2 separate regions of the Homo sapiens genome follow, and region 2 is linked to region 1. Evidence: read pairs that join two places in POLR2A ChIA-PET (ENCODE). Cell type or tissue: PC-9. All regions are shown on one strand. Each heading gives the region's core, and the rest is flanking DNA. Links, peaks and the distances in the headings are about the cores only. Region 1 overlaps VPS13D (vacuolar protein sorting 13 homolog D). Region 2 holds the start of AADACL4 (arylacetamide deacetylase like 4).

Region 1 (11,238 bases), core at 2,256-10,255:
GTATCTGGTGGCAATTTGACGAGTTACAGGACTGGGGCTGTTGACCTTGCCCATGTTTTCTACTTCAATTATACTTTTGTTTCATCCTCAAAAACTTGATCAGGGTCCCACTAATTTTCGTGAATGTTTTAAGAGTTTGTCCATACTTACTACCTCTAGAAGTTTCTTGCAGTGCCAATGTGACAGAGGCCAAATGTGTTCAATGTATGTCATGTTCCCAAAAATTACAGTCTGAGGTTTTTGATTTCGTAACTTTCCTTTGACAAACAAATTTATAAAATATTAGTCATTATTTTCATTTTATCTTAGTTTAAGTAGTTTTATTGAGATATAGTTCTTATGCCAGAAAGTTCAGTCTTTTAAAGTGTACAATTTAATGTTTTTTAGTATATTTACAAGGTTGTGCGTTGGTCACCACTAAATAATTCCAGAACATTTTTATCATCCCAACAGGTAGTCACTGCCAAAGCTGGGCTTCGTGGCATGTACCTGTAATCCCAGCTACTTGGGAGGCTGGGGCAAGAGGATGACTTGAGCCGAGGAGTTGGGCTGCAAGGCTGTAGTGAGCTATAATAGTGCCCCTGCACCCCATTCTGGGCAACAGACCAAAACCCTGTATCTTAAAAAAAAAATAATAATTTAAAAAAGTAGTCATTGCCAATTCCCCTCTGCCTTCAGCCCCTGTCAATCACTAATCTACTTTCTTTCTAGATTTGCCTATTGTAGACATTTCATCTAAATGGAATCATGTAATATATAGCCTGGCCATTTTCACTTGACATAATGTTTTCAAGGGTCATCTGTGTAGTAGCATGTGTCAGCACTTTATTCCTTTTTATGACTGAATCATATATTCCATTGTATGGATTGTCAAAGATTAAACAAAGCTGGACCTCAGAGCAATGAAAACAGATTTTACTCTGTAACTACTGACAGTAGAGGAAAGAGCTGAGCTCCAGGCTGACTTGTGTGGAGGTAGCTGGGCCTTTTAAAGAGAGCTTGAGGGTGCAGGGAGGTGGAGTGAGTGGGTACTCAAGTGAAAAATTACAAGGCGTTGGTCGCTGTGAATGTCATTAGGCTAACTGTGTCCGCTGGCAGTGATCAAAGTTAGGATTCTATCCTCCCTCAGACTGGGAGATTGAGCCTTACCCTTCCTGATGATTACATTTCAAAGGAGTGGCTTTCAGGTCCTTAAGAAAGACACTCCTGAGCTGTAGGAGATACAGGTCGAGTATCCCAAATCTGAAAATCTGAAATCCTCCAAAGTTTGAAACTTTTTGAGTGCCCACATGATACTCAAAGGAAATGCTCATTGGAGCATTTTGGAGTTTGGATTTTTGGATTTGGGATACTCAGCCAGTTAAGTATAATGCAAATATTTCAAAATCCCCCCCAAAAATGAAATCCGGAACACTTCTTGTCCCAAGCCTTTCAGATAAGGGATACGTGACCTGTACATATACATCTCTCAGAGAAATGTCACAGTTGAATTGCTCTGCAAACCTATAAACCCTTTTCAGTAAACGTGCTATAAGAAAGGAAGGTCAGGGGCCTGTGTCAGGTGTTGTCTGGAATAAAGGGTACGTTCTTTTGATAGTCCTGAGCTTTACCAGGCAAGAACTCAGTAGAGGACTGTGTTGTCCCCAGGGACATGGCCTCGGGCTGCCAGAAGCCATATTAAAGTTTGGTCAAGTCTCTTTGGAATGGAATGTTCTTGCTGAGAGTCCTTGCGTTTCTCAGGACATACGACATTTTGTTTATTCATTCATGAGTTGCTGGACATTTGGGTTGGTTCTCCTTTTTGCTATTACGAATAATATTGCTGTAAACATTTGTGTATAGGGTTTTGGGTGAACATGTTTTCAGTTGTCTCAAATAGATATCTTGGAGTAGAATTGAGGAATTATGGGGTAACTCTGTTTACTTTTTGAGGAACTACCAAACTGTTTTCCAAAGAGGCTGCACTATTTTACGATATCACCAGCAATGTATGAGCATTTTGTTTCTCCATATCCTCATCAACATTTATTATTGATTATGGGGCTGGGCACGCCTGTAATCCCAGCACTTTGGGAGGCCAAGGCAGGCGGATTGCTTGAGGTCAGGAGATCGAGACCAGCCTGGTGAAACCCCGTCTCTGCTAAAAATACAAAATTAGCTAGACATGGTGGCATGTGCGTGTCGTCCCAGCTACTTGGTGGGGAGGCTGAGGCAGGAAAGTCGCTTGAACCCGGGAGACGGAGGTTGCAGTGAGCCAAGATCACACCATTGCACTCCAGCCTGGGCGACAAAGCGAGACTCCATCTCAAAAAAAAAAAAAGCCTGCAGAAATGGTGAGATAGCATTCTCTCTAACACCATTCAGGACAGAAAGAAAAAAATTAAAAAAAACCCAAAAAAAACCCAAAAAAAACAAAAACAAAAAGCAAACATTTATTATTCATTGTGTACTAGTGGGTGTGAAATGATGATCTTGCTATGATTTCGATTTGCATTTTCTTAATGGCGAAGGATACTGAATATTTTTCCGTGTATTTACTGGCCACTTGTGTATCTTTTTTTTGGAGAAATGTCTATTTGAATCCTTTGCCACAATTTTTTTTTTTTTTTTTTGAGACGGAGTCTCCCTCTGTTGCTCAGGCTGGAATGTGGTGGCGTGATCTCGGCTCACTGCAACCTCCGCCTCCCGGATTCAAGCGATTCTCCTGGCTCAGCCTCACGAGTAGCTGGGATTACAGGCCTGCGCTATCATGCCTGGCTAAGTTTTGTATTTTTGTATTTTTTTTTTTTTTTTGAGACAGTGTTGCTCTGTTGCCCAGGCTGGAGTGCAGTGCAGTGGCGTGATCCCGGCTCACTGCAAACTCCGCCTCCCGGGTTCATGCCATTCTCCTGCCTCAGCCTCCCAAGTAGCTGAGACTACAGGTGCCTGCCACCACGCCCCGCTAATTTTTTGTGTTTTTAATAGAGACGGGGTTTCACCATGTTGGCCAGTCTGGTCTCTAACTCCTGACCTCAGGTGATCCGACTGCCTCGGCCTCCCAAAGTGCTGGGATTACAGGCATGATCCACCGTGCCTGGCCATCCTTTGCCTATTTTACAAATCAGTTTATCTTTTTATTGTTGAGTTATAAGAGCTCTCTATATATTCTGAATACCAGATTCTTATCAGATTTGCAAGTACTTTCTCCCATTCTGTGGATTGTCTTTTTACTTTCTGTTATTATTATTATTATTATTATTATTGTTATTATTAAGACATAATCTCACTCCGTTGCCTAGGCTGGAGTGCAGTGGCACCATCATACCTTACTGCAGCCTCCATCTCATGGGCTCAAACAATCCTCCTGCCTCAGCCTCCTGAGTAGCTGAGACTGCAGGCTCGTGCCACCATACCTGGCTATTTAAAAAAAATTTTTAGTAGAAGTGAGGTCTTGCTATGTTGCCTAGGCTGGTCTCTAACTCTTGGGTTCAAGTAATATTCCTGCCTCAGCTTCCCAGAGTGCTGGGATTATAGGCATGAATCACTGTGCTCAACCTGTTATTATTTTTTAATTCATTGAAGCAGAGTGCCTTTCCTGTAGCCCACTTACAGGGAGGGGCTAGGGGAAATACATATATACATACATAGTTTATGTGCCTTGCTGGTTTCCTTGGTCCAGATGTGGGGACATAGAGGCAAGATGAAGATATCAACAGAGCAAGAGGAACAATTGTCTGTATACAATGGCTTTGCTTTCTTTAATTGCTTTTTTTTAAGGTGTCTTCTGAAATGATTTAATGAAAGTATTGGAGCTCTTTTGGTAAAACTAATCACAAAGTAACATTCAAGAGAGTTATGATAACATAATATAACATAACATAATATAACATATTATAACATAACATAACAAGAGAGTTATTATAACTCCCTTAGGAACTTATAGGACACTGGATATGTGTGTGTTGTGTTTGTATAAAGTGCCTGGTGTGGTTTCCTTTAGTGGCTCAAGGGCAGTTTGACCCCTAACTATAGTATTTCACCTACAGCAGTTATCTAAATGCTTTTTCTTTTTTCTTTTCTTTGGAACACTATTCTGCAGGTGCATCAGCTGCTTTTTCTTTTTTCTCTTTGCAGTTAAAAATTCAAGATGTCCATTTACGCTTTGAAGATGGTGTCACCAATCCCTCCCATCCTTTTGCTTTTGGCATCTGCATTAAGAATGTGTCCATGCAAAATGCTGTGAATGAGCCTGTGAGTATGAAATGTGATGACAAAGCAGGAAGAAAGCCATGCTCTAGGAATCTGGGGCTCTGCCTTTTGCCATTTTGTGTTATGTAAATGAATCACATTCTTTTCCATTGCCTTCTGTGATAGGCATGGGTGTCTCTTGTGTATTTGCAACAAATCAAATTTGCTGAAATAGGGAAACAGGTAATTTTCTCTGACCTTTGGTTATATCACTTTCATTTTATACATGAAGAAACTGAGGGGCAGAAAGGATTTTATTTTTGATTTTTTTCTCGTGTTATGTACACTCCCTGGGTAAACTCACTGTGTTTCATAGTTGTAGCTACCACCTGGGAATATTTGATGATGGCTTCCACATCTTGAACTCCATTCTCCACCCTTTGACCTTCATATTCGTGGTTTTCTTAAAACTACTGCTTGTCTCAAAACACACTCTGTTTCTTCACACTCTACACAAAAAACAACACTTTTGACACCAGACGTGTGAGGATTTTCCCCCACACGCCAAGCAGTTCTCCACATATCAACTCAGTGTCCTATAGTTCAAGTCAATTCTGACACTAATGGGTTACTGCAGACCCCGCTGGGTAAGGGCTTAGTCCCATAGGACCGCCTCCCACTTCAGATGCCAGTCACAAGGCCCAGGTTGTGACCGGTGCTTCTGACTAGAAGTTGGAGTTCCCACAGTTCCCCTCCTCAGGTTTGGTAATTTGCTAGGATGGCTCACAGAACTCAGGGAAACACTTTACTTACATTTGCTGGTTTATAATAAACGGTGTTATGAGGATACAGGTGAATATCTAGATAAAGAGGGCCACACCCCCCTCCAGTGTTCAGCAACCTGGAAGCTCAGCAGATCTCATGGTTCAAAGTTTTTATGCAGCTTAATCTCCAGCCCCATCACCCAGAGGTCAGTGAGTGGTGCTGAAAGGCCCAACCCTCTAATTACTTGATCTTTCTGTGATGAGCCCCATCTTGAGCCTGTCTAGGGACCCCAACAAAAGTCACTTAATTAGCATATACTGGGGTGTGATCATGAGGCTTTTTATGAACAACAATGACACTCCTGTCAGGAACTTCCAAGGGTTTTAGGAATTCTGTGCCAGGAACCAGGGAAAAAGACCAAATATATTTCATGTATGCCACAGCTTGTCATAACTAGAATGATCCTGTGTATTCCATCTGCCCATTTTGTCCCCTAAATGACGTATTTTTCTTTATTCCCTAACGTTACTGAATGTAAAAACCAACAATAACAGTTTTGAGCCCTTTTATATGGCAGGCACTGTTCTTAGCACTTTCCATGATTTAACTCATTTAATTCTCCTTGATTTTCACCACTGCTGTTATCCTAATAACCCTACTGAGGACACTACGGCACGAGAGGCGGAGTGAAAAGTGGAGCCAGGTCTTGAACCTGGGTGGACCAGCTCTAAGTTAGGGCTTGGCACACTGGCCGGTGGCCGAGTCTGGTTCCCCATCTGTTTTTGTAAATAAAGGTTTATTAGATCCCAGCCATGCTCATTAGTGTTGTCCACGGTGGAGTAGTGTAGTTGCAGCAGAGACTGCATGGCCTGCAGAGCCTAAGCTGTTGACTCTGCCATGCTCATTAGTGTTGTCCACGGTGGAGTAGTGTAGTTGCAGCAGAGACTGCATGGCCTGCAGAGCCTAAGCTGTTGACTCTGCCATGCTCATTAGTGTTGTCCACGGTGGAGTAGTGTAGTTGCAGCAGAGACTGCATGGCCTGCAGAGCCTAAGCTGTTGACTCTGCCATGCTCATTAGTGTTGTCCACGGTGGAGTAGTGTAGTTGCAGCAGAGACTGCATGGCCTGCAGAGCCTAAGCTGTTGACTCTGTGGCCCTTTATGGAAGAGCGTGCCATCCCTGCTCCTCACCCTGTGCTCCTGCCTGCCACACTGATCTCTAGAAGCTGTGTGCTCCTCCTTTCACTTCTTATGCTTCAGTTTCCATATCTAGTTATTCACAGTGTCGTGCTACTTTTTCTGACAAAGCATCTCAAACATAGCTCTTCCTGTCCATCCTCATATGACCGTCACCTTGCAGGATGCTGTCAGGTTTTACCTGGACTAATGAAATTCCCTGTTCTGTGATCTCCAGGATCTTTCCATTTGTCCTATACCAATGCTTTCCAGTGTTTTCCATGTCAGGACCCACACAGTAAAAAGATAGTATTTGTACAGTACACCGGGGCAAATGGCTGTGGCTGCTTGGGGCTGGAAGCGGCCAGCTGAGAGTAACCACGTTTCTAAGATGTAACTTGATCCCATACACTGGCTCATACTTGAGACACTCATAACTTTTTTTTTCCTGGCACACTGAAGGGAAAGCCCTACTTTACACTGTCACCAGACTTCTTTTTCTGAAACATACCTGATTGTGGTATCTGCCTGCATCAAAACGTTCAGCAGCTCCGCATCACCTAAGGCCTGAAGTCCAAACACCTTAGCATGGCATAAACTTCCTTTCCTAATGGATTTGATAACCAGGGCAGCCCTAACACATTGCCACAAACCAGATGGCTTAAAGCAACATAAATTTATTCTCTAGACGAGAGGTCTGAAGTCAAGGGGTTGTGGCTGATCAGTCCCTTCTGGAGGCTCTGAGGGAGAAACCGTCCCATGCGTCTCTCCTTGTCTAGTGGCTGCTGACGGTCATTGAGATTGCTCAGCTTGCAGGTGCTTCACGCAGCCTCTGCCTCCGTCTTCATGTGGCCTTCTCCTTGTGTCCTTTTTCTTCTTGTAAGGACAATACTCGTTAGATTAGGGCCTCCACTAAACCAGTATGACCTCTTAATTTGATTACATCTGCAAAGACCTAATTTTCGAATAAGGTTACATACACGCTTCTGTGTGGTTATGACTTTGTTTTGGGAAGGGAAGACACTATTCAACCTAGTGTATCTAGTAACATTCCAAGCTACTTTTCTCAACTCTTAGCTAACTCCTCATCCCAAATATGTATTCATCCACATGTACCAATACTGCCCCCACCGCACACATCCAGTGTTCCAGTTGTACAGACAGACTCACTGTTCCCTGAAGATATCAGGCCTTTTGTACGGTCACCCTTCCATATCCTCAGGTTCCATATCCATGGATTCCACCAACAGAGGATCGGAAAATACTCCCCCACTGGCTGGGTGCAGTGGCTCACGCCTGTAATCCCAGCACTTTGGGAGGCCGAGGCGGGCAGATCGCCTGAGTTCAGGAGTTCAAGACCAGTCTGGGAAACATGATGAAACCCCATCTCTATTAAAAATAAAAAAATTAGCCAGGCATGGTGGCATATACCTGTAGTCCCAGCTACTTGGGAGGCTGAGGCAGGAGAATCGCTTGAACCTGGGAAGTGAAGGTTGCAGTGAGCTGAGATCATGCCACTGCACTCCAGCCTGGGTGACAGAGTGAGATTCTGTCTCCAAAAAAAAAAAAAAACAAGAGAAGAAAATATTCCCCCTCCCCCTAAAAAACAAACAATAAAAAGAAAAATATAACAACAAAAAATAATATAAAAAAAAATTCAGGACTGGGCGTGGTGGCTCATGCCTGTAATCCCAGCACTTTGGGAGGCCGAGACGGGTGGATCACCTGAGGTCAGGAGTTCAAGACCAGCCTGGCCAACATGGAAAAACCCTGTCTCTACTAAAAATACAAAGTTAGCCGGGCATGGTGATGCATGCCTGTAATCCCAGCTATTCGGGAGGCTGAGGCAGGAGAATCACTTGAACCTGGGAGGTGGGGGTTGCGGTGAGCCGAGATCGTGCCGTTGTACTCCAGCCTGGGCAACAAGATCGAAACTCCATCTCAAAAAAAAAAAAAAAAATTCTGTATAACAATGATTTACATAGCATTTATGTTGTATTAGTTATTATAAGTAATCTAGAGATGATTTAAAGTGTACAGGGAGGATATATGGGTAGGTTATACGCAAATACTATGCCTTTTTAAGAGACTTGAGCATTTGCAGATTTTTGTATCTTTGAGGTTCCTGGAACCAACTCCCTGCTGATACTGAGGGAGGACTGTATGGTTGACCCAGCCCTTTCCTCCTACCCGACCATTTGCCTGAAACTTATATATCTTTCGACACTCATTTGCACAGTGACGTTTTCTTGTTTGCTCATAGCATCGTATAGATTCTTCTTCTGCTTCCCTCTGTGTCATTAAAATTATGTATTTGCCTGTTTGTATCGCCAGTTAGCTAGATTTTGAACTCTGTAAGAGCAGAAGCATGTTTTAATTGAGTTATATGTCCACAGCACCTTGCAAAGTACCTGACACATGATTCTTTACAAATGGTTTGTTGAATGAATGACATTCACGAATAAAGACAGTCATCCTATTTTCTTCTTTGTCTTTTTTACCTCAGGTACAGAAACTAATGCGGAAAAAGCAATTAGACGTAGCAGAATTTAGCATCTATTGGGATGTCGATTGCACTTTACTGGGGGATTTGCCTCAGATGGAGTTACAGGTACGATTTCGGCAGGGAGATTTGTTGCAAGACAGCATGGAAGGGAAGCGGCGTAGGGTCACTGCCACGGGGGCTTTTGTCTCTTGCCTCTCTGATTCCAGTTCCCACCCACTGTTCCTCTAAAGCCATTCACTCTCAAGTGTGTTTGCTTGAGGTACTTGCTATGTATGTGACTTCGAACAATATATAGTGCTTTGTTTTATGTATGTTTTAAATTTATACTAGACTATAGTTTTCTTTGGTTTATTTTATTCAGTGAAAGCTATGTTTTTAAGATGTTGCTGTTTGTACTTCCAATTCATTGCTCTGACCACTGCATAGTATTCCACCGTTTGCATGTTCACGTAACATACTTACACATCGAGATGTTTTCCATCATTTATTTATTTATTTTTGTAGAGATGGGGTCTCACTCTGTTGTCCATGCTGGTCTCAAACTCTTGTGCTCAAGCAATCCTCCTGCTTTGGCCTCCCAAAGTGCTGGGATTATAGGCATGAGCCCCCACACCCGGCCTAGGCATCCAGATTTTAAATGAACAGAGCACCAGGACTGAATCTTAAAGAGGAACTTTCTTACCACATTTATGTTTAAACTTCACCTTTGGTGGCATTCCCTTAAGTGATATTTAAAAAGTCATAAATCATCAGATATATTATTGTTTGTGAAGGATTAAAAAAATCTCAATCTTTTTTTTTTTTTTTTTTTTTTTTTTTTGAGATGGAGTCTCGCTCTGTCACCCAGGCTGGAGTGCAGTGGCGTAATCTTGGCTCACTGAGATCTTTGCCTCCCAGATGGAAGCAATTCTCCTGCCTCAGCCTCCCAAATAGCTGGGTTTACTGGTGCCCACCAACATGCCCAGCTAATGTTTGTATTTTTAGTAGAGATGGGGTTTCGCCATATTGGCCAGGCCGGCTGGTCTCGAACTCCTGACCTCAAGTGATCCACCCGCCTTGGCCTCCGAAAGTGCTGGGATTACAGGTGTGAGCTACCACACCCGGCCAGTTTAATCCTTCTGTAAATAATTTGTAGGTGGTTTAAGTGAAACGGGGGAAAATAACTCATTTTTTTCCTCCACCCAGGGTTATCTTTCACTTGGATACTATTGTACATGATGGCTTTCTTCTTTTTTTTTTTTTGAGACGGCATCTCGCTCGGTTGCCCGGGCTGGAGTGCAGTGGCACGATCTTGGCTCACTGCAACCTCCACCTCCCGGGTTCAAGTGATTCTCCTGCCTCAGCCTCCTGAGTAGCTGGGATTACAGGTGCATGCCACCACGCCCAGCTAATTTTTGTATTTTTAGTAGAGACGAGGTTTCGCCATGTTGGCCAGGCTGGTCTTGAACTCCTGACCTCAGGTGATACACCTGCCTCGGCTTCACAAAGTGCTGGGATTACAGGCGTGAGTCACCATGCCCGGCAGGTTTTTGTTTTAATTCGATTACATAAACCTGTATCCATACAGTAAAACAATATGCAGCTATAAATAATAAAGGTAAAGATCTTTATGATGAGTATGTAACAGTCTCTAACATATAGTATGAAGTTAAACAAACTAAGGTAAAAACAGCATATATAGCATTTATTTAAGAAAACAGAAAATTACAGGTTTATCTGCATATGTACAGAATGGCTTGGGTGGGAGACATAAGAAGCTGATGTCGTTGGTTGCCTCTGAGGAGGTAAGTGGGTGGCTGGGGGATGAGACTAGGAAAGAGATATTTGACCTTTTTTTTTTCCTTTAAAATTTTAAACGATGTGAGTGTATTACCTATTAAGAAATATAAAGGTTGGGCGTGGTGGCTCACGCCTGTAATCCCAGCACTTGGGAGACTGAGGTGGGCGGATCACAAGGTCAGGAGATCGAGACCATCCTGGCCAACATGGTGAAACCCCATCTGTACTAAAAATAAAAAAATTAGCTGGGCATGGGGGTGCATGCCTATAATCCCAGCTACTCGAGAGGCAGAAGTAGGAAAATTGCTTAAACCGGGGAGTCGGAGGTTGCAGTGAGCCGAGATTGCATCACTGCACTCCAGCCTGGCAACAGAGCAAGACTCGTCTCAAAAAAAAAAAAAAAGAAAGAAAAAAGAAATATAAATAATAATAAATTAAAAATACTAGAGAGTTTTATAACCCAGTTTTATAGTGTTTTTGGATTTTGATATAATACACTATTGATTAGATAACATACCAACATGTAACTTGATCCTAAAAACATTTGCTGTTGGCCAGGCACAGTGACTCATGCCTGTAATCTCAGCACTTTGGGAGGTGGGAGGATCACTTGAGCCTTGGGGTTCAAGACCAGACAGGGCAATATAGTGAGATCCTGTCCCTATATAAAAAGAATAAAAATGAATAAAAACAAAACAGACAAAAATATTTGCCGCTGTGACACAGCCTATGGCTGAGCTCCACTGTTTGTCATAAAACCCCAACATTGTAAAAGAGTGACTACCAGAAGGAAAGCCATTCGGAGCAGAGCAGGTGTTCTTGTGACACACAGGAGGCCATGGCCAGG
Region 2 (12,681 bases), core at 2,234-10,233, 390 kb after region 1:
TCTGCCACCCACTTGCTGTGTGCCCGTGGGCAAGTCACTTCACTTCTTCCTACCTTGGTTTCCTGCTGTAAAATGGGTACAGTGTCCATTACGCCACTACCCCTTCGTGTTTACTGACGCTTAGACCAGTGCTGGAAAATGCCACATGGTCATGAAATAGATGTCAGGCTCCTGACCAAGGTCATTCCTTTGAATTTGAAACCCAACCAAGTTTCTGCCTGAAAGGAAACTGCCTCTTCACCGCTGGCCCCCACCCTGCCTCCCAAGGGAAGCTTACACCCCAGGAAAGTCCTCTGGCTGAACATTGCTCAGCGGTTTACCAGCTAACGCTTCGGGAGGCTGGGGGGAGGTAGATGAGTACCTTGGCCCTTGCCCCTGCGTGCCTGGGTTTCTCCCACAGGAAGACAAACCCATCCTCCTGGTGTGAGTCCTCCCAGGCCTGGGATGGAAATGCTGCTTTGGCCCAAATATCAGGTCATATGGCCTGTTTTCTCAAGGGCTTCCCCCTTGAATTCTTGGAATTCTTGGCTAGCAGGGAGGGCTCCCAAGGGATCTGCTCCCAGGTCTGGGTTAGCTGGGCTGATTTACAGCATAGGGCACTGCCTGTGGCCTAGGGAATGGGATGGGGTGGGGAGAGGGCACTGAGGGTGGGGATTTCCACAGCTTGGTGAGGCCATGGGTGTTCTGGTGGGGGACCGGCCTCACCCCATCTTCCCCAGATAGCTTGGGGCTTCCTGGGGATGCCAAACACAGACAACTGCTGAGAAATGTTGGCTGTCACTCTTTCTCCCTCCTGCCCCTTCCAAGGTTGTGGACATAGCAGGATGGACTTTTTTTGCTGTAAGTGACAAAAGGGTAATTATGCGGTGAGCCGGCTGTGTGCTGGGTACAGGGAGGTTGATCTGCCACCCAGAACACCTTGTTTTTCCTCTCTGGACTCTGTTTTGGAACATTGGTTCAACCCCCCACCCCCCTCAGTTGTACTTTCTGTGTCTCCAGTTTTTAATTCCAGAAAGGCACAGCCTCCATAAGTTCAAGTCTGTCTGTCCATCCATCCATCTGTCAGACCTGATAAAAGAAAAACTTCAGCCAAATTAAATTTAAAGGAGTTTAATTGAGAAATGAATGATTCATGAATAAGGCAGCCCCCAGAATCATGGGAGATTCACAGAGACTCCAGTGGAGCCACGTGGTGGAAGAAGATTTCTTTTTTTTTTTTTTTTGAGATGGAGACTCCCTGTGACACCCAGACTGGAGTGCAATGGTGCCATCACTGTTCACTGCAATCTCCACCTCCCAGGTTCAAATGATTCTCCTGCCTCAGCCTCCCGAGTTGCTGAGACTACAGGTGCGTGCCACCACATCCAGCTAATTTTTGTATTTTTAGAAGAGACAAGGTTTCACCATATTGGCCAGGCTGGTCTCAAACTCCTGACCTCAAGTGATAAAAAAGCTCATCAACTAATTTTTTTTTTTTTTTTTTTTGAGATGGGGTCTCACTCTGTTGCCTAGGCTGGTCTCGAACTCCTAGGCTCAAACAATCCTGCCTCGGCCTCCCAAAGTGCCAGGATTACAGGCATGAGCCACCAATCTGGCCACGTGGTAGAAGATTTACAGACAAAAAAAAGGGAAGAGAGGTACAGAAATTGGCAGCGAGGTACCGAAACAGGATGGCCTTTGCCTTATTTGAACACAGTTTGAACACTTGGCAGGCTCTGAGTGGTTGAAGTTTGGCCGCTGGGATTGGCCAAGACTCAGTTATTGTTACAAGCGCATACTTCTATGTTAGGTTTTCAATCTTGTCTAACTATTAAGCTGGTTACAGTATGTCTACGGGGACTCAAATATGGAAGTATGGAGTCCTTCTCAGGCCATATTTAGTTTGCTTTAACAGACCTGAGAGGAGACAGGGCAGTGCTTGGGCTCTGGGCTGAGCCCTTCTACCTCTGGCTCTATGAATGTGGGCGAGTGAGTCTGGCATTCTGGGGCTTGGTATCCTCATCTGTGAAGTAGGGATCACGCCAGTACCTTCCTCTAGGGTGTTGCAGACATTGAACAAATTCCTACAGGTAAGGCACTTCACAGCTGTGCCTGGGCCATTGCAGACACTTAACCAATGTTGGACTTAGTTATTTTTGTTGCCGTTATTGTTACATTGGAATATGGGAACCTGTATGAAATTAACACACAGCCTCACACACTTGCTAGAAACCTCTTTCCCTTTGGGAATGATCTTGGGAAAGTGAGGCAATCTTGTAGAGTGTGAGTTTCATCTCCATGTGCTTACCTCAGAGGGCTGTTGGTAGGACACTGCTTGGCACACAAGGAGTCCTCAGTAAATGGCAACTATTTATTAGTTGAATTACTGCCTCGAGTACCTAGAGTGCTAGCCACAAGCAACCCCACCAGATGTGCCAAATAGCTCGTGCATCCTTACCTCTTCTGGGCTTTTGGAAATATCAGGATAATACCACATACCCCCATTGCTGTCCTCACAGATCCCTGAGGTCTAAAATCCCTCATCCAAGCCACATGGAGTGGAGGTCATGAGAAGGGAAGGGTTTGGGAGATTAGAACCTAAAGCTCATTAGAATTTTCCTTCTTTTCCTTTCTTTCTTTCTTTCTTTCTTTCTTTCTTTCTTTCTTTCTTTCTTTCTTTCTTTCTTTCTTCTTTCTTTCTTTCTTTCTTCTCTCTCTTTCTTTCTCTCTTTCTTCTTTCTCTTTTTCTTTCTTCTTTCTCCCTTCCTTCCTTCCTTCCTTCTCTCTGTCTTTCTTTTCTTTTCTTTTTTTTTTTTTTGAGACAGGATCTCTCTCTGTCACCCCAGGCTGTCATGCAGTGGTGTGATCACAGCTCACTGCAGCCTCAACCTCCCGGGCTCAAGTGATCCTTGCACCTCAGCCTCCCGAGTAGCTGGAACTACAGGCGTGTGCCACCATGCCCCACTGATTTTAAACATTTTTTTTTCTTGGAAATGGGGTCTCACTCTATTGCCCAGGCTGGTCTCAAACTTCTGGGTTCAAGTGATCCTCCTTCCTTGGCCTCCCAAAGTGCTGGGATTACAGGCATGAGTGCTTGGCCTACTGAATAATATTTTGTTGCATAGATGTGATAGTTAGTGCTAGCTATCAACTCGACTGGGTTAAGGAATACCTAGAAACCTGGTCAAGCATCATTTTTGGGTGTCTCTATGAGGGGGTTTCCATTGATTAGCATGTGAATCTGAGTGAACTAGGTGGGTAAGATCTGCCCTCAAGGTGGGCGGCCACCATCTAATCTGCTGGGGGTCCAGAGAGAATCAAAACAAAGAAAAGCCTAATGTGTTCATGTATCTGCTGGAGCTTGAATGTACTCTTCCTCTCTTATACTTGGACAGCAACTCCAGGCTCTCTGGCTTTTTAACTCTAGGACTTGCACCAGTGGTACCCCGTGCCCCCTGAGTTCTCAGGCATTTGGCCTTGGATAGAGAATTACACCATCAGCTTCCCTGGTTCTGAGGCCTTTGGACTTGGACTGATCCACGCTACCAGCATCCCAGGGTTTCCAGCTTGCAGTTGACCTGTTGTGGGACTTCTCAGCCTCCATAACTGTGTAAGCCAATTCCCCTAATAAATCCCCGCTTATAGCTCTCTCTCTATGTCCTATTGGTTTGATCTTTCTGGAGAACCCTGATACAATATATATACCACATTGTTTACCTGTTCACCGGTTGATGGACATTTGGATTGTCTCCACTTTTGGGGTATTATAAATAATGTTGCTCTGACCATTTATAGATAGGGTTTTGTGTAGACACATGTTTTCAATTCTCTTGTGTATATACCTAAAGTGGACTTGCTAGGTCATATGATAATTCTATGTTCAATAAATTTTGAGGAACTGCTAAAATCTTTCCAAAGTGGCTGCAGCATTTTACATTTTCACAAGGAATGTGAGTTCCAGTTTCTCCACATCCTTGACAATACTTGTTATTATCTGTCTTTTTTATTATAGCCATCGAGAAGTGTTCCCTTCTCTTCTGTTTTTAAGAAGAGTTTGTGAAGAATTGGAATGAATTCTTCTTTAAGTGTTTGGAATAATTTACCAGTGATGCCATCTCTTTGCATTGATCATAGTTGGAGTTTGTTGGAAATAAGAGCTTGGAGCTGCAAAGAAAACGAGCACTCAAACAAAAGATTTCTCGGCAAGGCAAATTTACTTCTGCAGAAGGGTGCTGCCTGCATCAGTCATGATCGCAAGTGCGCAAGGAACAAAGGAGACAAGGGTTTTTATCCCTAACACAGCTTCTGTTTCTGTGTCTTTTCCACATTGGCTGGAGTTGGACTGCACAATTTAAGCTAACCTGATTGGCTAAAACTTGAAATTTTTCCAAATAGGGTAGATGGGGAAGAAGGGGTAGGTGGTAAAACTTTTCCAAATATGGTAAACTGAAACTCTTAAACACATAACTTGTAAAGAAAGGAGGGGAGTGGGGGATTGTCCATTAAGGCATGTTTGGGCATGTTTAGGCACGGCAAGGATGGAAAGGCTTGTTTGGAGAACAAGAATTTATCCTTTCTAGCAATGTGAAAGGATGCTAGTCGCTAAAAGGAACAAGGAAGTTTGAAGAGGAACTGATTATTTCTGGCAGAGTTCATTTAGCTTCTTGGATATATAGAATAACATTTTTCAACAGATTTAGGAAGCTTTCAGTCGTTATTTCTTGGAATATTTTTATGTTCCTTTTTCTCACTTTTCTCCTTCTGGTACTCCCATTATATGTACATTGCTGCACCTAATGGTGCCCCACTTTTCCCTGAAATGCTGTTTATTTTTCCTCATTAATTTTCTTTGTCTTTCTGATTGCATCATTTCTATTGCTATACTCTCAGGTCTGTTGATTCTTTCTTCCAGCTGAAATCTACTGTTGGGCCCCCAAAGTGAATATTTCATTTTTGTTGTTATACCTTCCAATCCCATAATTTCAGTTTGCCCTTTAAAAAAATCATTGCTATTTCTTTACTGGTGTTTTCTATTTGATGAAACATTGTCATTATATTCTTCTTTTACTTCATTAAACATTATTTTCTTTAGTTCTTTGAACATATTTATAATAGCTGCTTTAAAGGCTTTGTTAACTCTGACATCTGGGCCCTCTCAAAGGCAACTTCTGTCACTGATGTTTTTTCTTTGTATAGGTTATACTTTTCTGTTTCTTTGCATGTCTCATTTTTTGTGGAAGATTAGAGATTTTGGATACTACATTGTAGCAACTCTGGATACTAATCCCTCCCCCCAGTTCTCCCTGAGCTTATCGCTTATGTTGTTTACTTATTTATTTGTTTGTTTTCTTTTTTGAGACAGGGTCTCACTCTGTTGCCCAGGCTGGAGTGCCATGGTGTGATCATAGCTCACTGCAGCCTTGACCTCCCCTGCTCAAGTGATCCTCCCACTTCAGCCACTCAAGTAGCTGGGACTACAAGCATGCACTATGTTTTTTTTTTTTTTTTTTAAGATGGAGTCTCGCTCTGTCACCCAGGCTGGAGTGCCGTGGCGCAATCTCAGCTCACTGCAAGCTCTGCCTCCTGGGTTCATACCATTCTCCTGCCTCAGCCTCCCGAGTAGCTGGGACTACAGGTGCCCACCACCACGCCTGGCTAATATTTTGTATTTTTAGTAGAGACGGGGTTGCACCATGTTAGCCAGGATGGTCTTGATCTCCTGACCTTGCCCGCCTTGGCCTCTCAAAGTGCTGGGATTACAGGCCTGAGCCACTGTGCCAGATGCACTATTTTTTTAATTTTTATTTTCATAGAAATGGGGTTTCACCATGTTGCCCAGGCTGGTGTTGAACTCCTGAGCTCAAATGATTCACTGCTTTAGCCTCCCAAAGTGCTGGGATTACAGGCACGAGCCCCTGTGTTCTGACCTTCTTTATTTGTTTAATGATGTGGATAAGCTATTTCAGTAAAGTCTATTTCCTTTGCAGTGTGCAGCTTCTAATATCACACCTCAGGTGGTGCAGCCTTGGTCCTGTGTACAGTCACCCTAAGAATGCAGTGTTTTCCACAGGGCTGTCTTGACTTTCTCCTTCCCTGATCTCTCTGTTAAGCTCTGTGCCTCTGTTGGTCTCACACCCAACTATTAGCCTCCACTAACTGCAGGCTAATTGTCCTACTGTTTTCAAAAATGCTCTGGGGGCAGTAATTGCGCTATCTGCTTTTCCAGGCCAAGCTCCTCCCGTGTGTGCTATCTTCAGGGGTATCCATAAACATGCTTAAGAAACCAAAAATTACATTATTTGTCATGAGTTTTAAAAAGATAATTACACCTGGCCGGGCATGGTGGCTCACACCTGTAATCCCAGCACTTTGGGAGGCTGAGATGGGTGGATCACGAGGTCTGGAGATCGAGACCATCCTGGCTGACGTGGTGAAACCCCGTCTCTACTAAAAATACAAAAAAATTAGCCGGGCGTGGTGGGGGGCGCCTGTAGTCCCAGTTACTCCGGAGGCTGAGGCAGGAGAATGGCGTGAACCTGGGAGGCGGAGCTTGCAGTGAGCTGAGATCACACCACTGCACTCCAGCCTGGGTGACAGAGCGAGACTCCATCTCAAAAAAAAAAACAAAAAACAAACAAACAAACAACAACGACAAAAGATAATTACACCTAGCCAGAATAGTGAATCTTATAACCCTCTAAGAGAAACCTAAGTAAACTCTTACAAAGATACAATGACGTAAAAACACAAAAATCTGCCATGCATATACTCACTGGGGTAAAGCCTCTTCTATAACTTTTGTTTTCTGAAACAAACCAAACAAACAAACAAAAAACCAAAAACCTAAAACATAAATAATAGGAATGAAAAAGGGGGTCTGCCTTCTAGTTCCAAGCTCCTGCAGCACTCGGAGGTTAATAACTTTCCCTTCCAGTCCCCTTGGGTGGTTTCACTTCAGAGTGCCTCCAGTAAAACACCTCCCTGTGAATAAATGGCTTTCCCTAGCACCCAAGGGAGCAGATTTTCAGCAAATTTGTTGAGTGTGTGTGTCAAGAGGAAGACACCAGTGAGTCCCCCTGGTGTAGCAGTTGAGCAACTTCTTTGCCAGTTCAGCAAATTCACACTATGCCCTTTCCAACAAGAGCTGGGTCTCATCCCTATGGGTGGAAACGGGGTCTTTCTTGGGTGCTCTATTTAAGCCCTAAGGGTAGTGGTATTTTCTTATATGTATAGTTTCTATATTCTCCCTTTTTTTTTTTTTTTTTTTTTTTTTTGAGACAGAGTCTCGTTCTGTTGCCCAGGCTGGAGTGCAGTAGTGCGATCTCGGCTCACTGCAACCTCCAGCTCCCAGGTTCAAGCGATTCTCCAGCTTCAGCCTCCCGAGTAGCTGGGATTACAGGCATGTGCCACCATGCCCGGCTAATTTTTGTAGTTTTGGTAGAGAGGGGGTTTCACCCTGTTGGCCAGGCTGGTCTTGAACTCCTGGCCTCAAGTGATCCTCCCAGCTCAGCCTCCCAAAGTGCTGAGATTACAGGTGGGATTACCACCGTGCTCGGCCCAAATTAAAATTTCTAAAATTTTCAGGCTCAAAGCCTATTTCCTGAAATGGTTCCAATCATTTCTTTCTCTCTTAGAAGAAAGTAACGTGGATAAAAATTGTCCCCAAACCAGCCCTTGGCACCATTTTTAGAGGCGGAATATGAGGCTGGATAAAGCCCAGTTTTGCCTGCAATGGCATTCCTGTCTCCCGTCCCAGGACCCCAGAAGATTATGACTACCAGAAAACACGCCAGTCTTTGCCCTGATCTGGCCAGAGGCCCAGAGGGTACATAGGCGGTGACAGAGTGAGACCTTGTTTCAAAAAACAAAACAAAACTGGGGTTAGGGAAGCTAGCTAGGGAGCTGGGGTGAGACGTGCTGTGCTCACCCTAACCACACTCTGACAAGGAAAGCTGGCGAAGTCTCTTATCTTACAGTTGAAAGATCAGGCCCTGGAGGCCTATATAACCCATATGAGATCTCTTTCTAGGGTTCCCAGGAGCCGAGGTGCCCATCTGAGCCTGATCTTCCTGAAATCTTTGGGAAGCTCACCTTCCAAGACTCCCCATGATGAGCAGTATTGATTTTTCTGGGTCCCCACATTGCTTAGGGAAATAGGTTCCTCCACCTCCCATTGGCCTTTTTGTGCTTACCCTGAGAAGCTGTGTCAGGCCACTGTGTCAGGTGTCAGGCTTAGCCCAGAGAGAGTGAGGTGGAGGAGGCGGAGGGTGTAACCCAGCCAGGTCCTCTTCACATAAGCTATCAGACAAGCTCCTCAGGGCAGCAGCTCCTCAAGGCCCCAGGAACATGGCTGTCCCCTGGCTAGTGCTACTCTTGGCATTGCCCATCTTTTTCCTGGGGGTCTTTGTCTGGGCTGTCTTTGAGCACTTCCTCACCACGGATATCCCTGCTACCTTGCAGCATCCTGCCAAGTTGAGATTCCTGCATTGCATATTCCTCTACCTGGTCACTTTGGTGAGTTTACTCTCAGGCCACGTCGTAACCTGGGGGCTTCTTCTCTTGTTCTCAGTACCTTACCCTCTTTTCCCTCTTTCACTTCCCTTCTGTCTCTCTCTCTTCGGACTCCCTCAAGATAGACTTGTCTCTTCTGTATCTGCTATTCTGTTTGCCTCTCTCTTCCCTCCCTCCGTTCCTTCCCCCTTCCCATAGCCTGCCTGCCTTTCTTCCTCTCTCCCTCCCTTCCTTCCCTCCTTCTCTCCCTCCTTTCCTTTCTTTTTTCCTTCTTTCCTTCCCTCCTTCCCTCTCCTTCCTCCTTCCCTCATTCTCTCCCTTCCTCCCTATCTCCTTCATTCCCTCCCTCCCTTCCTTCCTTCCCTCCTTCTCCGCTCCTTTCCTTCCTTTTTCCTTCTTTCTTTCTCTCCCTCCCTCCTTCCTTCCTCCTTCCCTCCTTCCTTCATTCTCTCTCTTCCTATCTCCTTCCTTCCCTCCCTCCTTCCTTTCTTCTTTCCCTTCTTCCTTCCTCCCTATCTCCTTTCTTCCTTCCCTCCTCCCTCCCTCCCTCCCTCCCTCCCTTCCTTCCTTGTTTCCTTCCTACCTTCCTTCCTTCCCTCCTTTTGTTCCGTTCTTCCTTCCTCTCTCCTGCTCTCTCTAACTCCCTTCCTTTCTTCCTTTAGCATCAAACATTTACCGAGTGCCAATCACTGGGCTCTTTTCTGAGAATTCAAAAACAATTTCAGACCCAGTTCCTGCCTTCCCCGGGCTTGTGGCCTGACAGCCCCTGCCCCTCCTTCAGCCGCGCACACTTTCACCCTCAGTGCACTGACTTACCTATAGGTTGTTTCTATTTTATTTTACTTTTTTGAGACGGGGTCTTGCTCTGTTGCCCAGGCTGGAGTGCAGTGGTGCAATCATGGCTCAGTGCAGCCTCAACCTCCTGGGCTCAAGCGATCCTTTCCATCTCAGCCTCCCAAGTAGCTGGGACTACAGGTGCGCACCACCATGCCCGGCTAATTTTTGTACTTTTGGTAGAGACAGGGTTTCGCTATGTTGCCCAGGCTGGTCTAGAACTCCTGGGCTCAAGCAATCTGCCCGCCTTGGCCTCCCAAAGTGTAGGGATTGCAGGTGTGAGCCACTGCACCTAGCTTCACAGGTGTTTTTTTCCTTATTCATCTCTGTAAGCCCAGTCCCACTCACAGAGCCTGGTATCTGGTAGGTGCTTACTTTTGTTGGTATACATGAATTTACCCAGCATTTCTGAGTGGCCGTGCCAGCCAGGCTCTGAGCAGGGCTTGGGGATTGGGGGTTTGGGGTGGACCAGCATGCACCCAGAGTTGCAGTGGATTTGGAAACAGTGGTGTGACATCTTGTTTGTGGCAGGCAACCTGAGTTAACCCCAATGTCCCAACCCTAGGTGGAGACCTTATAGAAGCCAAACAGCTCCTACTGATTCCAGGGCAGCTGTGGAGGAGGATGAGGAGGCCACGCTTAACTGACAGCAGGGCTTAGGAATAAGGAACAGAGACAGCAGCCGGACTGCCTGAGTGTGTGTCCCAGCTCTGTCACTCACTCGCTGTGCGGTCCTGCACCATTTACTTAACCTCTCTGTGTCTCAGTTTCCTCATCTGGGAGGGTTAATATGTCTAGAGATGTTTAGTGAATTCGTAAAATACATCTCTGTGCTGCTGGAAGTGTTCCCCATGGGTTACAAAAACATTTTCTAAAAGATCACTTTTAGAGACACCGACAAGTTCAGTGTGCAGTGGCATCAATGCCACTGACGCAAGGAGACAGGACAAGGATGTAGAAAGTACTCGTGTCCTCTCATTTGGAGAATGCAATCAGCCTGGAATTAGGCAGTCTCAAGCCAGTGGCTGCAATCCACATGGAGTTACTAGTTGGGTTAGAGCCCCAGGATTTAAAACGAGGGCCTAAGATGTTCAGGTGGCCCAGAGAAATGGAGATTTTTCTGTCAGTGTTTCTCCTCAAAAGTAGCCCACAAGCTAAACATCTACTGATGACAGCTGCTATGGGCTGTTCACAGGGGACTCTGAGATGGGTCTGCAGCCGCTGAAAGGGTGGATTCAGCTTGTGGCGTCCTCTCTCGATCCCTCCGGCACTGGGGCCTCCCAGGGCACACTGCCCATCATGGGGTGATGATGATGAGGATGAGGACATACAGTAGTGAATGTTCATTCGGTTCCAGAGGACAGATAGACAACACAGGAACAAGAAGTTTAGGGAGGACAAGGAAAAAGCTAAAAAGAGTCTATGGCCAGGAAATCAAGAGCTTTGTTTCGGTATCAGACCACCCTCTGAGCCCTGAAGCCCTCACTTACTCGTTTTGTGGACTCATGTTTTTGTGCCTTTATTTTCTTCTCTGAAAAGTGAGGATTTTTTTTTTTTTTTTTTTCTGAGACAGGGTCTCACTCTGTCACCCAGGCAGGAGTGCAGTGGCGTGAACACGGCTCACTGCAGCCTCCACCTCCTGGGTTCAAGTGATCCTCCCACCTCAGCCTCCCATGTAGCTCGGACCACAGGCGTGCACCTTCACATCACGCCTGGCTAATTTTTTGATATTTTGTACAGATGGGGTCTTGCTACGTTGCCAAGGCTGATCTTAAACTCCTGGATTCAAGCAATCCTCCTGCCTTGGCCTCCCAAAGTGCTAGGATTACAGGCATGAACCACTGTGCACGGCCCTGGGGAGGCTTTTTATAGGGTGACATGGGGATTAAATGAGAAAAGCACTGAAAATGCACAGCACCAGTGCTGGGTGCTTAGAAAGTCTCGATAAAAGTCAATTATTCATAGTATGCTTATCAAGTCCCTGAAGGCAAAGATGTAGCATTTCTTGAAATTATTATAGATTTAAAAGTTGCTATGAATGATTTCAGCCTTACTAAAATATATAAACAGTAATATAACAAACACTATTGCTTTTCTTTTTCTTTCTTTCTTTCTTTTTTTTTTTTTGAGACAGTCTCAGTCTCTTACCATGTAGGCTGAAGTGCAGTGGCACAATCATGGCTTACTGCAGCCTCGACCTCCTGGGCTCAGGTGATCCTCCCACTTCAGCGTCCTGAGTAGCTAAGACTATAGGCGCCTGCCACCATGCCCAGATAACTTTTTTGTATTTTTTGTAGAGACCAGGTTTTGCCATGTTGCCTAGGCTGGTCTTGAACTCCTGGGCTCAAGAGATCCGCCTGCCTTGGCCTCCCAAACTGTTAGGATTACAGACATGAGCCACTGTGCCCAGCCACTATCGCTTTTCTGTTTTTGTTTTTGAGATGGAGTCTTGCTCTGTCACCCAGGCTGGAGTGCAGTTGTGCAATCTCAGCTCACTGCACTGCAACCTCTGCCTCCCAGGTTCAAGCGATTCTCCTGCCTCAGCCTCCCGAGTAGCTGGGACTACAGGTGCGTGCCACCACGCCTGGCTAATTTTTTGTATTTTTAGTAGAGATGGGGTTTCACCATGTTAGCCAGGATGGTCTTGATCTCCTGACCTTGTGATCCGCCTGCCTCGGCCTCCCAAAGTGCTGGGATTGCAGGCATGAGCCACCGCAGCCGGACTGCTTTTCTTTTAAAGGGCAAATGATGCAATATTTGTCAAGGAGTTTCAACAGCTATTTAAAATTCTGGACCTCAGATCCTTCCTTCCTTCCTTCCTTCCTTCCTTCCTTCCTTCCTTCCTTTCTTTCCTTCTTTCCTTTTTTTTGAGATGGAGTCTCACTCTGTCGCCCAGGCTGAAGTGCAGTGGCATGATCTTGGCTCACTGCAACCGCCATCTTCCGGGTTCAAGTAATTTTCCCACCTCAGCCTCTTGAGCAGCTGGGACCACAGGCATGCACCACTGTGCCTGGGTTTTTTTTTTTTTTGTATGTTTTGTAGAGATGGGGTTTCTTCATGTTGTCCAGGCTGGTCTTGAACTCCTGGGCTCAAGCAGTCTGCCAGCTTCGGCTTCCCAAAGTGCTGGGATTACAGGCGTGAGCCACCACTCCTGGCCACTGGACCTCAGATATTTTTAAAATCTCGATGCTCCCATGTATAATCTTAATAATCAGTTTTCCTCTCTGCCTCTGTCCTAAGTTACCAGCTATAGAAAATGTGGACTCAGAATTGGAAAACCAAACCAAAACCAAAACAAAGTAACTTCGTGGCATAGCTAGTGGCCATCACACGGTACAGCGTGATGTTAAACTTTCC

Evidence for each region. Peaks named below come from ENCODE experiments on the same cell type or tissue, not always from the same donor. Only the 100,000 strongest peaks of a DNase experiment are listed, where the experiment ranks them.
Region 2: POLR2A ChIA-PET joins it to region 1 with 20 read pairs; 3 of 35 experiments call an interaction of 5 or more read pairs at or near these places.

What each region holds. Positions count from the first base shown.
Region 1 is chr1:12,245,110-12,256,347 of GRCh38, forward strand. It overlaps VPS13D (vacuolar protein sorting 13 homolog D), which reads left to right. Exons shown (of 70, transcript NM_015378.4): 6 at 4,114-4,230; 7 at 8,613-8,717; 8 at 11,224-11,238. Among named protein-coding and RNA genes, the nearest start is that of VPS13D, 21 kb to the left of the region's middle. RefSeq lists an enhancer at 4,359-5,350. In PC-9, for the core only: no CTCF peak of the experiment used is centred there; no DNase peak of the experiment used is centred there.
Region 2 is chr1:12,636,222-12,648,902 of GRCh38, forward strand. AADACL4 (arylacetamide deacetylase like 4) reads left to right here and starts at 7,864. Exons shown (of 4, transcript NM_001013630.2): 1 at 7,864-8,493. The coding sequence starts at 8,326. In PC-9, for the core only: no CTCF peak of the experiment used is centred there; no DNase peak of the experiment used is centred there.